Regions from separate parts of the Homo sapiens genome. Here all the other regions are linked to region 1. Evidence: chromatin loops called from intact Hi-C (ENCODE). Cell type or tissue: CD4-positive, alpha-beta T cell. All regions are shown on one strand. Region 1 overlaps ZNF609 (zinc finger protein 609). Region 2 overlaps ZNF609 (zinc finger protein 609). Region 3 overlaps TRIP4 (thyroid hormone receptor interactor 4).

Region 1 (2,500 bases):
ACAGGCAGGAAATCGATTTATTCTATCTTCAATATACTGAGGTAAGAGGCCTTGAAGGTTGCTTGGTGGCACAGAGATATGGTCCGGATATGTCTGTCATTCCAACAGACTCTGTGACTGTTCAGACATTTGTCCATAAGCAGATGACATTTTAAAAATCAGATAGCCACTTTGTGATTTTCAGATTGTATATTGTATACACATATCCAGAGTCAACCTCTAGAGTTAAACTCTCTCTCTACCTTCTCTGCATCAGCTTCTACCACTCAGGCACACAATAAAACCTCATTAGCGACGTTATTCTGAAAGCTGAAGATGTATTACATTCCTAATGATGACACAGACAAGAATACAGAGTTCTTAACCTGTAACACATCAGCACCTATTGCACGGTAAACTTTAAATAAATACTGAATGACAACAAAATATTCAGGGGAACAGATTTTATTAGAATGACCAGAATGAAATGCCTGAATTTCTAGGGGCAGACTGACAAAATAGCTCTGTGATAATCAGAGATGATTAGCTGTGCTCCTCTGGGCCTCTAAACTCCTCAGAGTGAGGACAGTTTGAAAGTCTGTTTACTGATGCAGAGACATGATGGGACTGAGGCCCAGACTCTCTAACCACATATACTCTGACAAGGATTTGGATTCTTCAGAAAAAGAATATGCAAAAATCAAATTGCCACCAGATGTTACCAAAAGATCTGAAATACCCCATTAAGTCTCTTTACACTTCCTTCCATTTTTTCAGGTTCATAAATTTTCAAAACAGAATAGATTCCGTTCTCAGGGGCAAGTGGAACATGCAAGAAGTCTGGATGCCTTGGGCAACAGCAACCTACAGTGAGCCAACTGCTTAGTGGATGCCTGAAAACAAGACCATCTAAACATTTCCTATAAAATCTGTACCAAGTGACAGATACATGAAGCGGTGTGGGTGGCTGGGCAATGAGGCAATCAGTGGGAAGAGTGAACTGGCTGTACCTATAGGTGTTAAAAAAGGCAAGAGCTGCATATGCAATGAGCCAACATTAAGTGAATTTAAGAGTGACTATTCTCCATCCTCTTGACTCCCTCAGCTGCCCTTTTATTAATTTTTCTCTTCAGGCCTGACCTCAAATTTAATTTATAATCTAACTCTCCCATATAAAATATGGAGAGTACAGATACAGTTTGAATTACCTGGCCAATACCTATCACATGACTGCATATCATAAGTACCAGGATCAACACTGTTGAATACTATGAAGGGAAGAATCTCTAGAAGCTGGGAAATTTTGCTAAGTCTGCTAAAATCCTCTGTGTGGGTATCTCCCGCAGACTGTGGACACTTGAGACTCTAATAACCACTTGGTAATATTTACAACAATAAGTCCCTGGTGGCTCCCCTGCAGAAGCAGGTTGAGAAGGGAGGGGAAAGCCACATATCACACTTACCATCTTCTGTTTCCTGCCACACGATGCCTTCAAGGTTGACGCTAGTTCCAGGTTCACAGGGGCCCAAGCACTCAGGCTCTGTGGCCAGAGCCACATCACATGTGTTGACCCCAACTGATCGGGTACGAACCATGATCTGCTCACAGGGAGATGAGATGTCATTGTTGACCACTGGCACCAAAAGGTGTATTGGCAGCACTGCTGGTGTGGAAACAGGGGACTCCATCTGTGGAGGGAAGAAAAAGTAGTAGCTGAGTTGCAGGGAGAACATTTAGAGGAAATACCTTTTCTGTATTTAATCTAGTCCTATATCTATTCCTGCCAGAGTGCAGACGGCTATAAATAAGACTTTGGTTCTTCCTTTCAAGTTCTGGCTTATGATACCACTACAAATCTAGTGGTTTAGATGAGAACATCCTGTGCTAAGAGAAACTCTTATTAATGAGCGTATAATGATCTTCTTAATGATCTTCCTCATAAACTGCACTTGGCTAAAATGTTTTTTAAAAAGTTCTATTTTTTCCTCATCTCATTAAAAAGTCTCTAATGAAAGAGAATCAGGGCCAGATTTCAATAGTAACAGAGCACACAGACTGATGAGAAAGACAAGGCCCAGCATCTGAGGTATGTTTTGCTACCACCACTATGCTTCCTACCAATCTATCATTCAGCAAACAGTACATTAGTCTGGCATAAAATCCATGAATTTGGGTGGGGATAAAGAGAGGAAGAAATAGCCAAATCCTAGGAATGCCATGATTCCTAATGATCCTAGGTGCTTTAATACATCTTTGGCTAGAAGGAATAAAGTTATAGCAGGGCTGGGATTAACCTGGTGGGAATTTCTAACCCTTAGAAACTGTAACATGTAACAGTGGTTGTTTAATGAGAATGGCATCTTGGAATATAATTCTAACATCAAATTTATCTATAAGAAACAGGAGGTGCTGTTGCCACCCAGAAGCCAATCAACAGCAGTCTGAAGATGTTGTTGATTATGTACACATAGATAGAAATAGTCAAACATGGCTAGGCACGGTGGCTCACACTTGTAATCC
Region 2 (2,500 bases), 120 kb after region 1:
GAGCATGGGAGGTTGAGGCTGCAGTGAGCCTTGATTGTGCCACTGTATTCCAGCCTGGGCAACAAAGTGAGACCCTGTCTCAAAAAAAAAAAAAAAAAAAAAATTTTCTGGGTCTCAAGCCTAGAGTTTCTAACTTTAGGGACTGGGAGGAGGTCTGAGATCCAAATTTTTATCGAATTCTCATTTGCTGCTGATACAGGGCCCACTAATTTATATGAAGGGAAAAGAAAGTAGTCCCCTCTCACCTTAGCTATCACCTTATGTGAAGACACTTCTCTACAGAGTACTTTCAACAAGACAGACACTTAGGGTTTAAAACACCTCCAGGGTCTGACAGCTTAAAGATTTATTTTTTTTCTCCCCACTTCACAAAGGCTTCAATGGCACCACTAACATGAAGGCACATGAAATCCAGAAAAAGGAAAATTAAGGACAGAATATTTATAAACTTTGCTAAGAACTTCTTACTGCTCACATTTTACTTCAGCCTGAAGTCCTTCCTTTGGGCCTCCTTGAGCAACAGATGCCAAAAGAAAAGTAGATTGCTTTGTAATACCAACCCCCAAAACAAGGATGGGCTCTTAAAATATAATAGAACTTTGCCCTGTGAACAGAAAATCTCAAAATGCTCCAAATTCCTCCTTAGTTCACCTTAGCTATCACAAAGGTCTCTCTTTTATCACACTATCCTTCATCTCAAAAGAGCTATTGCTCTTACCCAGGACTGACCCAAAGTCTACACTTTCTTAGGCAGCTTAAATATTGACTATGTCAATGTCATCTAGGATGAATGACTTTAGGGAATAGGATTTGTTAAAAATGTCTCCTCGGTCAGCCAGGAAAGGTTCTTCTGTGGGTGCTCTGAACCATGACTAAACTGTACCGAGAGAAATATATTTTAAAATATTAATATGGTCTGGCACCTTCCTGATGCTAATGGTTCCAGGCCCACCCCAATGGCACAACTGGGAAATTAAGTGAAGAGAAAAGCCATCTTCCCTCTGCTCTCTATTTCAAATGGTCCTCCTCCACAGCTTTGCCACGCACAGACTCATTCTATACATATACACAGAGATACAACATGCTCATACACACAAATAACTCTCCACAGGAACTGAAAATCAAAGCCTAACCCCATGGTTTTTAAGTGAGCAAGTCCAATTTCCTTCTTTGTAGCTCTTGACACATGCTGGCTGGGAGCCGTCTGGATTTTTTCTGCCTTGTTCCTGCACCAGAAGGCTCTGCACTGCAGGTCAGGGGATGATAAGGAAATGAACAGTGTAATTTCCAAGGCCTCTGAACACAGCCCTGTCAGCAGCTCTGGAGGCGGGTTACTCAAGCATGGCTTGAAGAGTGAAAACCACAGAGAGAGGGCTCAGACAGCCAGCAGTGGCAGGATCTCAGCTGTGTATGTTACTGCCACATCCCAAGCCCTGCTGCCTCCCTGGATGAGCTCTGCTGGTAAAAGCTCTTATACCCAAATGGCAAAAATACAAGTTCACACTGGGGGAGGAAGATTAAGGGCTAAGACTTAGATTTTTTCCATGCAGTCTTGTGTAGAAACAAAAACACTTAGCACTACTCCAGTGTCCGTGAGATTGCATATTCCGGCAAAACCACAGTAACATCTATCCAACATACCCAACCCCATGCCAGGGATATGGCCAGAAAAGAAGCTCGATTCATATGAAGTCTGAAATTCAACAGGCCACTTCAATATGCCCTAAGCTAATTTTTGGTCTTCCCCCCACCTCCAACTATAATTATCAGGGGCTTTAGAACACATCACCACCATGAAAATTTCCCAGCCTAGATTTGGAACTTCTTCAGACCATAGTGCTAAAAAGTCTTAGCTAACATGTATATCTATTCATACTGGGATTCCTGTAAAGTGGAATGTTGTTGTATTTCAGTACATTATTGCCTAGGAGAGACTAAGACCAATTTCCACTCAAACTGTATTTTTCTTTTTTCTAATATTTATTGAATGCTTCCTACGTGCCAGGCACTAAGTGTTTTATATGAATTAGCTAACTTAATCTAAAGACAAACTTTTTTTTTTTTCTTGAGACAGAGTTTTGCTCTTGTTGCCCAGGCTGGAGTGCAACAGCACAATCTCAGCTCACTGCAACCTCTGCCTCCCGGGTTCAAGTGATTCTCCTGCCTCAGCATCCTGAGTAGCTGGGACTACAGGCATGCACCACCACGCCCGACTAATTTTGTATTTTTAGTAGAGACAGGGTTTCTCCATGTTGGTCAGGCTGGTCTCGAACTCCCGACCTCAGGTGATCCACCCGCCTTGGCCTCCCAAAGTGCTGGGATTATAGGCGTGAGCCACCGCGCCCGGCCTAAAGACAAACTTAAAGGCTGGGTGTGACGGCTCATGCCTGTAATCCCAGCACTTTGGGAGGCCAAGGCGGGTGGATCACTTGAGCCCAGGAGCTCGACACCAGCCTGGCCAACACAACGAAACCCTGTCTCTACTAAAAATACAAAAATT
Region 3 (2,500 bases), 190 kb after region 1:
GTGCCCAGCCTGTCAATGTTCCAGTCTTCAAGAGAATTCCAAAACTACATTCCCTATATCTCACTCAAGTGAGCTGTGATTTTAATGAATTGTCCAGGGTTAAGCTAGTTGTTAGTAACATAACAATTTTTCTTCTTGTTGAGTCTCAGATAACAGCCCTCATCGTGAGGGCTGTTATCGGAATATTTTGAGGTCTATATATTGGCAGATTTTCTCAGTACAACAGACAGGACATTTTCACATATTTTAAAAGAGAATTTGTGGACTGCATTTTGAATTCCAGTGCCTGGTTTGAATACTGACTATTAAATCCTTCATTTTCTAATTTCTCATCTCTCAGACTCACAGACAATTCATTGGTGATAGAAGCTGATGATTTCCACAAACGAAGTGATACTTGGAATCTTCCTGAAGATCTATGTTGCTTGGATACTCTTTTTTTTTTAAAGTTTTAAAAATTGCTTACTTTTCTTCCAGCAAATTCTCCTAGATCCTGAAGATACTTTTCTAGAAAAAGGAAGAAGTAATATTCTCTTCCCTATTGGAAGACTACAAGTCTACTGCCGTCAATTATTGGAAACAGGCACCCAGCAGTATAACTGCTTCAGCATAATTCCTTGAAGATAGGGTCTTGGCTATTGTAAAAGCTGTAAGATCAAATAGACTAAAGGGTCAGTAAGCTGGCAGGAAAGGAATGGATTCAGTTCAGAAGAAATAGAATAATCAATGACCTTGGAGATTTCAGACAAATCAGATTTTCTATTGAAGGCAGGGATATAAATAGCACAAACACAACACAGACACGTAGAAACAAAAGCCACCAACTCAACTTTTTGTTTGAAAACTTGTTAGGTCTAGAGAACTGTTCAAACCACAGCTGCTAATGGTTATGGATTTGGCAATCAAAATGTCTTTGTTAAAAAAAAAAAGTTTTAACTGCCTTACTATTGAGGTTACAAACCACAGCCTTGATGCATTGTTGCAGTCAACATCCTCCCTGCTGTTTTTGAGAGCTTACATCTGCTGCTGGCAGATAAAATGCTGGCAAACAGCATGGGCTCCTTCCAGGGGAATCACAGGAGAAGCTTTAACGAGATGGCTCTCATCTACCTTTTTACCCTGAGTTGAACCCATAGCCTTTTCTATATCACTTCTACCTTCTCTAGGCTGATCCTCTGCCATTACTCAGGAGGGTTGAGGATCTAGAGGAATTTTTTCTGGCACAAATTAGTCATGTTGGCCATACTAATCTTAGAAGATAAAAAGGAAGACTAGTTCATGGCTCAGGAGAAAGCACATATTTTTAAAGCCATTTAACAGTGTAGTGCACTTGATTTTAAAACAACCACTAACAAAACCTTTTCGATTTTCTTTTTTTAAGAGGACTAAATGATCACACTATGCCAAAAATAGTGAGGGTTTAGTGTATTTTAACTTATCAAAGAAAGGCCAAGAATGTGAGGTCAGAAGTAAATTACTGAATTTTGGGGGGAAAAGAAAAAGGAACAGCATGTAAAGGCAAAATGTGGTCCAAGTCACACAGGAAGTTAGTTTCAGTTGAAGTAAAAATTACTAGATCCACATTAGTTTTCAAAGAAAATGCAATTCAACTGGGTGATAAATGAATATGGAGATACTGAAGGGAAGGCACAGGTCACAGTTAGGAAACTACTTCCTAGATGGTTCTCTCTCAGTGAGTTGACCTATGAGAATACAGAAAAATCAAGCATACTTAGACTAACACTCCTAAACTGTAAATACCATGATACCAGTTCTGTAGTATGTAAATAGGTAGTGCATGTTTGGGTGGGGGATTAATTTATGCTCAAAGTTTTGAGAACACTGCATGTTATATCCACCTCATAGAGAGTCATAATCCACACTAGCATATTAAGGGCTCTGAGATGTTCTACAGTAAACAGATCTGTTTAATCCAAAGGTATTTCCCAAATTTGTGTTTCAGAGAACACCTATGCCATGGAATAGTTTGGTAAATGCTAGTCAAGAGCCATTATTCCTAAACTCTCAACTCATTCATTCAGAAAACAAGAATGAGGCTGGTATAATAGATTAGACAACTACATTTCTTTTTTTATTTTTATTTTATTTTTTTTGAGACAGAATTTTGCTCTTGTCACTCAGGCTGGAGTGCAGTGGCACAATCTCGGCTCACTGCAACCTCTGCCTCCCAGGTTCAAGCAATTCTCCTGCCTCAGCCTCCCCAGAAGCTGAGATTACAGGCTCCTGCCACCACGCCTGGCTAATTTTTGTAGTTTTTTAGTAGAGACGGGGTTTCACCATGTTGGCCAGGCTGGTCTCGAACTCCTAGCCTCAAGTGATCCACCCGCCTCGGCCTCCCAAAGTGCTGGGATTATAGGCATGAGCCACCACGCCCAACCCAAAAGCTACAACTTTTAAAACTGATAAACTCTTTACTCAATAAATAAGATAAAAATAGGGCTAACATCAATTCTAAATAAATTCATATGCTACCCTTAAA

The links. A loop is a pair of places that touch in the nucleus more often than their neighbours do. Peaks named below come from ENCODE experiments on the same cell type or tissue, not always from the same donor. Only the 100,000 strongest peaks of a DNase experiment are listed, where the experiment ranks them.
Region 2: a loop joins it to region 1, with 2.0 times the contacts of the local background. A loop is called at or near these places in 2 of 110 quality-filtered maps.
Region 3: a loop joins it to region 1, with 2.4 times the contacts of the local background. A loop is called at or near these places in 5 of 110 quality-filtered maps.

The regions. Positions count from the first base shown.
Region 1 is chr15:64,621,995-64,624,494 of GRCh38, reverse strand. ZNF609 (zinc finger protein 609) reads right to left here. Exons shown (of 10, transcript NM_015042.2): 3 at 1,443-1,668. The region is part of intron 3 of LOC101930091 (a long non-coding RNA gene); the gene reads left to right. Among named protein-coding and RNA genes, the nearest start is that of OAZ2, 80 kb to the left of the region's middle. RefSeq lists an enhancer at 1,767-1,846. In CD4-positive, alpha-beta T cell, no CTCF peak of the experiment used is centred here; a DNase peak (open chromatin) is centred at 1,454; H3K4me3 peaks cover 1,573 bases; H3K27ac peaks cover 2,470 bases.
Region 2 is chr15:64,506,288-64,508,787 of GRCh38, reverse strand. The region is part of intron 2 of ZNF609 (zinc finger protein 609); the gene reads right to left. Among named protein-coding and RNA genes, the nearest start is that of ZNF609, 47 kb to the right of the region's middle. In CD4-positive, alpha-beta T cell, no CTCF peak of the experiment used is centred here; a DNase peak (open chromatin) is centred at 1,327; H3K27ac peaks cover 357 bases.
Region 3 is chr15:64,428,932-64,431,431 of GRCh38, reverse strand. All of the region lies in intron 11 of TRIP4 (thyroid hormone receptor interactor 4), which reads right to left. Among named protein-coding and RNA genes, the nearest start is that of ZNF609, 30 kb to the left of the region's middle. RefSeq lists enhancers at 395-906, 907-1,418. In CD4-positive, alpha-beta T cell, no CTCF peak of the experiment used is centred here; a DNase peak (open chromatin) is centred at 961; H3K4me3 peaks cover 569 bases; H3K27ac peaks cover 2,006 bases.